2 separate regions of the Homo sapiens genome follow, and region 1 is linked to region 2. The links are chromatin contacts, found by Hi-C or POLR2A ChIA-PET in ENCODE. All regions are on one chromosome and are shown on one strand. Each heading gives the region's core, a stretch centred on a gene start or an enhancer-like site at or near the end of the contact. The rest is flanking DNA. Distances are from core to core; before and after follow the strand shown. Region 1 has its middle 410 kb from the start of HS6ST1. Region 2 overlaps LOC105373611 (a long non-coding RNA gene).

The links. A loop is a pair of places that touch in the nucleus more often than their neighbours do. ChIA-PET counts read pairs that join two places held with the same protein, here RNA polymerase II (POLR2A). Pooled maps may share reads with other maps.
Region 1: a map of CD14-positive monocyte shows a loop between it and region 2 (3-fold over the local background). The contact joins two enhancer-like sites. A Hi-C loop is called at or near these places in 1 of 168 maps with a recorded cell type or tissue (CD14-positive monocyte), 4 of 37 single-sample maps with no recorded cell type and 7 of 50 pooled maps. POLR2A ChIA-PET finds 5 or more read pairs at or near these places in 1 of 52 experiments (OCI-LY7).

What each region holds. Positions count from the first base shown.
Region 1 is chr2:128,726,819-128,729,518 of GRCh38, forward strand. No RefSeq gene overlaps it. Among named protein-coding and RNA genes, the nearest start is that of HS6ST1, 410 kb to the left of the region's middle. Within about 2 kb of position 1,269, at least 3 of the 41 ENCODE cell types and tissues checked have a DNase peak (open chromatin) inside an H3K27ac peak, as active enhancers do; they include CD14-positive monocyte, where a contact is called at or near this core.
Region 2 is chr2:128,512,430-128,515,129 of GRCh38, forward strand. The region is part of intron 1 of LOC105373611 (a long non-coding RNA gene); the gene reads left to right. Among named protein-coding and RNA genes, the nearest start is that of HS6ST1, 190 kb to the left of the region's middle. Within about 2 kb of position 1,387, at least 3 of the 41 ENCODE cell types and tissues checked have a DNase peak (open chromatin) inside an H3K27ac peak, as active enhancers do; they include CD14-positive monocyte, where a contact is called at or near this core.

The sequences.
Region 1 (2,700 bases), core at 19-2,518, 210 kb after region 2:
CAGGGCAGATCGTGGCCCAGCATATAAACATCAAAAGGATCATGAAGCCCATTGCTAACCTATGATAAAGCTTGGAGTGATGGAGAGTCCAGAAAATGTCAAGAGGATTCATATTGCACAAATCTTTAAGAAGGTAAAATATATTTTAGAAATTAGAGATCCGAGAGTTGGGTGGTTTCTAGTGAAATTAAATAAATGGCTGTGATAACGTAGTAGGAACCGACAGGAGTTTCTTGAGGTTAAGGGGTGCCAGATTCAGCTTGTTTCTTTTTCTGAATGACCAGTCTGTGACCACTGACATGTGTGGAGCTCAGACTTCTGGTCAAGGTATTAAACCAAATAGAGCTGAATACTTATCATTGCCTGTTGCTCCAAGCAACTGGCTGGTCATTGGTGTTATTTGCTATAACAAGAAAGACTGACAGAACCAGGTTGTGGCTGGGGGAGAAACTGAGATGTCTGTTAGACGTTTTAGTGGACATGTCAGCTTACTACCTTGACTAGAAGTCTGAGCTCATTTATCCATGATAGATGCAATGAAGCAATTAAGAAAAAAGCCCAGTTTCAATGTAAGAAAGAGAAATAACTAGAAGCAATCAACAAAGAAGGAATGCAAAGCCATGACAGAGAGCCAGCGTTGAAGCTGCAGAGCCCTCAGGGGCTGGATCCACTCCTTATGGCAGGGATTTTGTTCTGTGTAAAGATGGACATCGAGGGCTCCATGTGAAAGCTTGGGTGGAGAAGGACTGTGTAGGCCAGGGCTGGGGCACAGGAAGGAGCTTGCCCCTGCAGACTGTGGCAGGGGGAGTTTCCCATGTAAAACTGAAACCCCAGCCTCTGTCACAAAAAGATGTGGGGCTCCAAGTCACACTGCCTATGCCATAGTGTCAAAATAAACAAACAAAAAATGATAATTATTGTAGAATTTGGCCTCATGGCACTTGTCCAATTTGAAATAAGAATATATGGAGACAGAACTCCAAGCAAAAGGGATTTATTTGGGAATGAACAAAGAAATAGGATTGAGATCTCAGACATATGCATAGACTGGGATGGTCTCTGGCATGTCTGGAGAACAAAGGAAAATTAAGGTTTTACTGGGGAGAGAAGAGGTGATGCAAGTTGTTTTGAAAGTTCATTGTCAAGTATCAGTAGCTGCTAGGTGGGACTCAGCATCTTGGAGTTACGGTTAGGCCTTTGTATTTTTGGACTGACCTTGTGAGAGTTGCAAAACAGGCCAGCGTGCCTCTAGAAGTGGCTAGCTGTTCTTGTGCTGCTAGCTTTTCTTGTGTGACTCATGTAGTAAGCTGTGGTTTGGAAACAATTTTTGAGGTGGATCCTATCATCAGATAAATTATGAGTGAGAGTCCTCCCTTCATGGCCTTCCCTGGCTCTATTTTGCTATGGTTTGAAAGAGTGACTCCACTTTGATTCTGACAACTTTCACACATTTTAGGGCTCTGGCAGATGCAATGTTAAGTCCCCTACAAGGACATACCCACAGCTCACGGCACATCCTGGATTGTTACAGAAGGTAAGTCTTGTTGAAGATGAGCTCACAGACAAAATCTCAGAGTAAATGGGGAAACCTAACACTATGAAAGAGAATCAGCAGATGGAAGAAATGGGAATATTTACTCCTGTGGAACTAGCAGCCATAGAGTAAGTGTATTTAAATGATAAATGAGACAAAAAAAAAAAAAAAAGGAGAGAATCTACAGGTACTAGAGAAAGCCACTATGCAAAAGGACCAAATAATTCAAGAAACTAAATAGTCATTGAAATTAAAGGAAAACAATGTCTTTAATAGATAAATAATACAATAGTCCAAATACAACTGACAACTGAAGATAAAATTAGTGAATAGGAAGAAAGAGTTAATCTATCAAAATTCTTTATGGAACAAATAAGAGAAAGATAATTTGAGAGGTGCAGAGGCTAAAATCAGAATCTCAAATACATATCTAATAGAAATTCTTGAAGCAATAATTAGTGAGATTGAGAATGTGACAGTATTTGAAGAAGTTAGACACAAGTCTTGATATTAAAGGAGTACATCAAATATTAAATAGAAAAATTAAAAATAAACTTATCTAGAAGCATCATCATGCAACTTTAGAACATAAAATAAAAAGTCAAAATTTTTAAAGCTATGATAAAAGAAAGACATTAAACACAATGGAAAAGTTTCAGAGTGGCACCTACTCTATCAGACACAAAAGTCTCCAGAAGACAACAGAATAAAATGTTTAAGACGCAAAGGGAAATAATTGTTAACAATAATGCTATATCCAAGTAAACTGTCATCTAGGGAAAGATTTCCATACATACAAAGACTGATAATTTGCCACACATAGATCTTTTCTGAAAGAAGTATTTAAGGATGTGCTTCAGCAAGAAGATCATTGAATGTGGAAAGAAGTATGAGAATGCAAGGAGCAGTATTCAGTGATCAAAGAAGTATGTATGTAAATCCAAATAAGATTGATGGGAAATAATGATTTTTTTTCATGGCTTTAAGTACAACACATAAATACTAAACAAGACTAATTGGGGAATGAAAGGGGGTACATTTAAAAGATAGTGAAAGCATACTGATTCCGTTTTCAGGAGAGAGAAAGCAAATTAGAATTACTGTAGCATTTGTAAGAAAAATATAAATTAGGCATGTATGTTAAAATTTTAAGTTAAAATTAATGA
Region 2 (2,700 bases), core at 137-2,636:
GGCCGTGTGTGTAAAGAGCCCAGTGCTGGTAAGCACTTGTAAGCATGGCTCCCAATCCTGTGCCTCTGCCTGAGATGGTGGTGAGGCCGGCCCTGGGCCTCGGTTTAATCATTTGCTAATCACAGTGAATAATTCAGGTTCTCTTAACCTCCCAGGACTACTGAGAGAAACACATGGAAAAGTGAAAAATGCGTAATCCAGACCCAGGGCCAGCTTGGCCCCCAACCAAGGCATTTCTCCTCTGCCACCTGCTAAGCCCTGGGATCCACTGCCCTCTTTACTGGGATGACTGCCTTTGGCTGTTAAGGGCTGGCACTTGAGTCGCCTCCCCCTGAGGAGCTCCCAGCCCATCTGCTCCAGACAGGACTGGCACAGGCTCTCCCCTGTCGCTGCAGCCTCATGCCCCCGCCACCCCAAAGCTTATCATGTTCTTCTTTGCCTCCTTATCTGTCCTCCTGGGCAAGAATGAGGTCTAATTCAGGCCTGAATCCTTGGATTCAGCAAGAATTTTTAAACAAATGGATGCACAAATAGCTGGGTGAGAGCCAGTGAGCTGTGAGCAGAGCCCAGCTCAGGGAGGGGCAGTGGAGCCACACTCAGGGCTGGCAGGCCCTCACTGGGTGTGAAGATGCCCTGGGTTTCCAAGTTTCCAATCACGCTGGTGTTTAGCCAAGGGCGACCCCAAAAGAAGCCCCAGCCCTGAAGAAAGATGGGTCCTGAGGCCACACTCAACATCCCTGCCCTGCACTGGGCTCCTCTCTTGGGTATCCTCTTTCTAAGCAGCAACATCTGGCATGGACTGAAAGTTGAATTGTGAAAATGAAAATGCCTCTCTATTGGTTTTATGATCATCCCTTGTGTAAGTCACATTACGAGAGCTGCTTTTGGCGTGGTCTCTAATTCCTCACCACTTCTTTGTCTTGCATCCTGCTCCATGGCCTTCCTCCCAAGCCATTCTACCGATGACCCTGGCCTTGAACCCTCACATTGTCAAATCCACACTCCCCACTCCCTCAGCAGCATCACCCTGGGTGACGACACACGTAGCCTTCCTAAGGCCTTTGTGACCCCATTCTGTGTGGCTTACCCCTTCCTTCTCAGACTCGGTGAGACTTGTTCCATCTTCCCAAGGTTCCCGAACTCTGTGGGCCCTCGTCTTATCTCCCCGGCCAGCCCATCCATCACGTGACCTCCAGCACTGTGGCCTGTGTGTGCCAGGCCCTCCAAGGAGCTCAGGTACTACCTGATCCCATGACTTGGATGTCCAAGAAATCTCTCAAACTTGACGTGCCCCAAACTTAATCACTAATTTTTCCCTTGAAATCTGTTCTCTCCCAGTCTTTCTCAAGTCTGTGTGAGCCACCTCTGTCCACCCAGTTTCTCAATGATGAATCTTAGAAATTGTCCTGCTTCCTCTTATTCCCTCACTCTCTGCATCCAGCTCATCAGCAAGTCCCACTGGTTCTGCTTTCACATGTACCCCCAATCTGTCCACGTCTCCCTACTTATTGCCTGGGTCCCCCATGAGATGTAAGCTCCCTTAAGTGCAGGGACTTTGTTTTGCTCACTATTATGGATCGGACCCAGGACCTGGCCAAGTGCCCACTGCCAGTGAGTTCTAAGTTCCCCGTTGTTGAATGAATGACCGAGTTTCATTTCCTCTAGCAAGGAGCCCTGCAGAGTGGGACTGGGCCCCACTTCCTCTTGGGGTGAGTTATGTCTAAACTAAATGGTGCCCTTCCCTTCCCTTGCCTTCCCTGTCTCAGCACAGGGCACCCCACACCCAGGATTTCTTCTCAGCCCAGTCCCCTCCTTCCATACTCATCTCCTGTGTGGGTCACCTGCCTCTGGTTTCTCGGCTCTACCAGCTTTTTCCATCTCTGCTGACATTGCCCTGGTCCCCATGTGTCATTTCTCACCTGAATAGATTACTTTGCTTCTCTAATCCCCTCTCCACAAAGCAGGGTTTATGTGATCTTTTCAAAACTCAAATCGGATCACGTCACTTTCCTACTTAGAACTCTTCAATCTTCTCCTGAGGCCTGATGGTAAAATCCCACATCAGACACGGCACTGCTTACTGTGCTCTCAAGACACCCCCTGTGTCTCCCACCTCCACCCCTGCTTGGCTGGCTCACGTCAGTCTCACCTTGCTGGGCCCTCAGACCAGCTAGGGACCCACTGCTGCCCAGTCCCGGGGGAGCTGCTTCTCCGATGCCTGTGGCCGCGTTGAAGAGCTGTGCCTGTGATTTTGTTATTTGTTTGAGGTGCCGCCAGGCAGTCAGTCTCCTTGTATTCCAGTCCACGTAATTATCGATGCTTCCCAGGTTCTGCCCTTCAGCCTCGACCTCTCCCTGGGCCCTCGGCCTGGTTACCTGACTGTCCACTTGAGAGCTCAGCAGGGATGTCCAGCAGGTATCACAAATGGAACATTCCTGAACACCTGACTCCTGCTCCCTGCCCATGCCCAGCCACGTCTGCTCCTCCCACAGCCGGTGCCAGCCCAGGCACCCCAACATACCCCGTCCTCACACTTGTAGTCAGTTTTCACCTGCTGGTTCCACCTTTCAAACATACCCTGAGTCCCAGGGGCCTTCTAAGCACATTTGACACCCAGAGGTTATAACTTTTTCTTTTTCTTTTTTGTGAGATGGAGTCTTGCTCTGTTGCCAGGCTGGAGTGCAGTGGTGAGATCTTGGC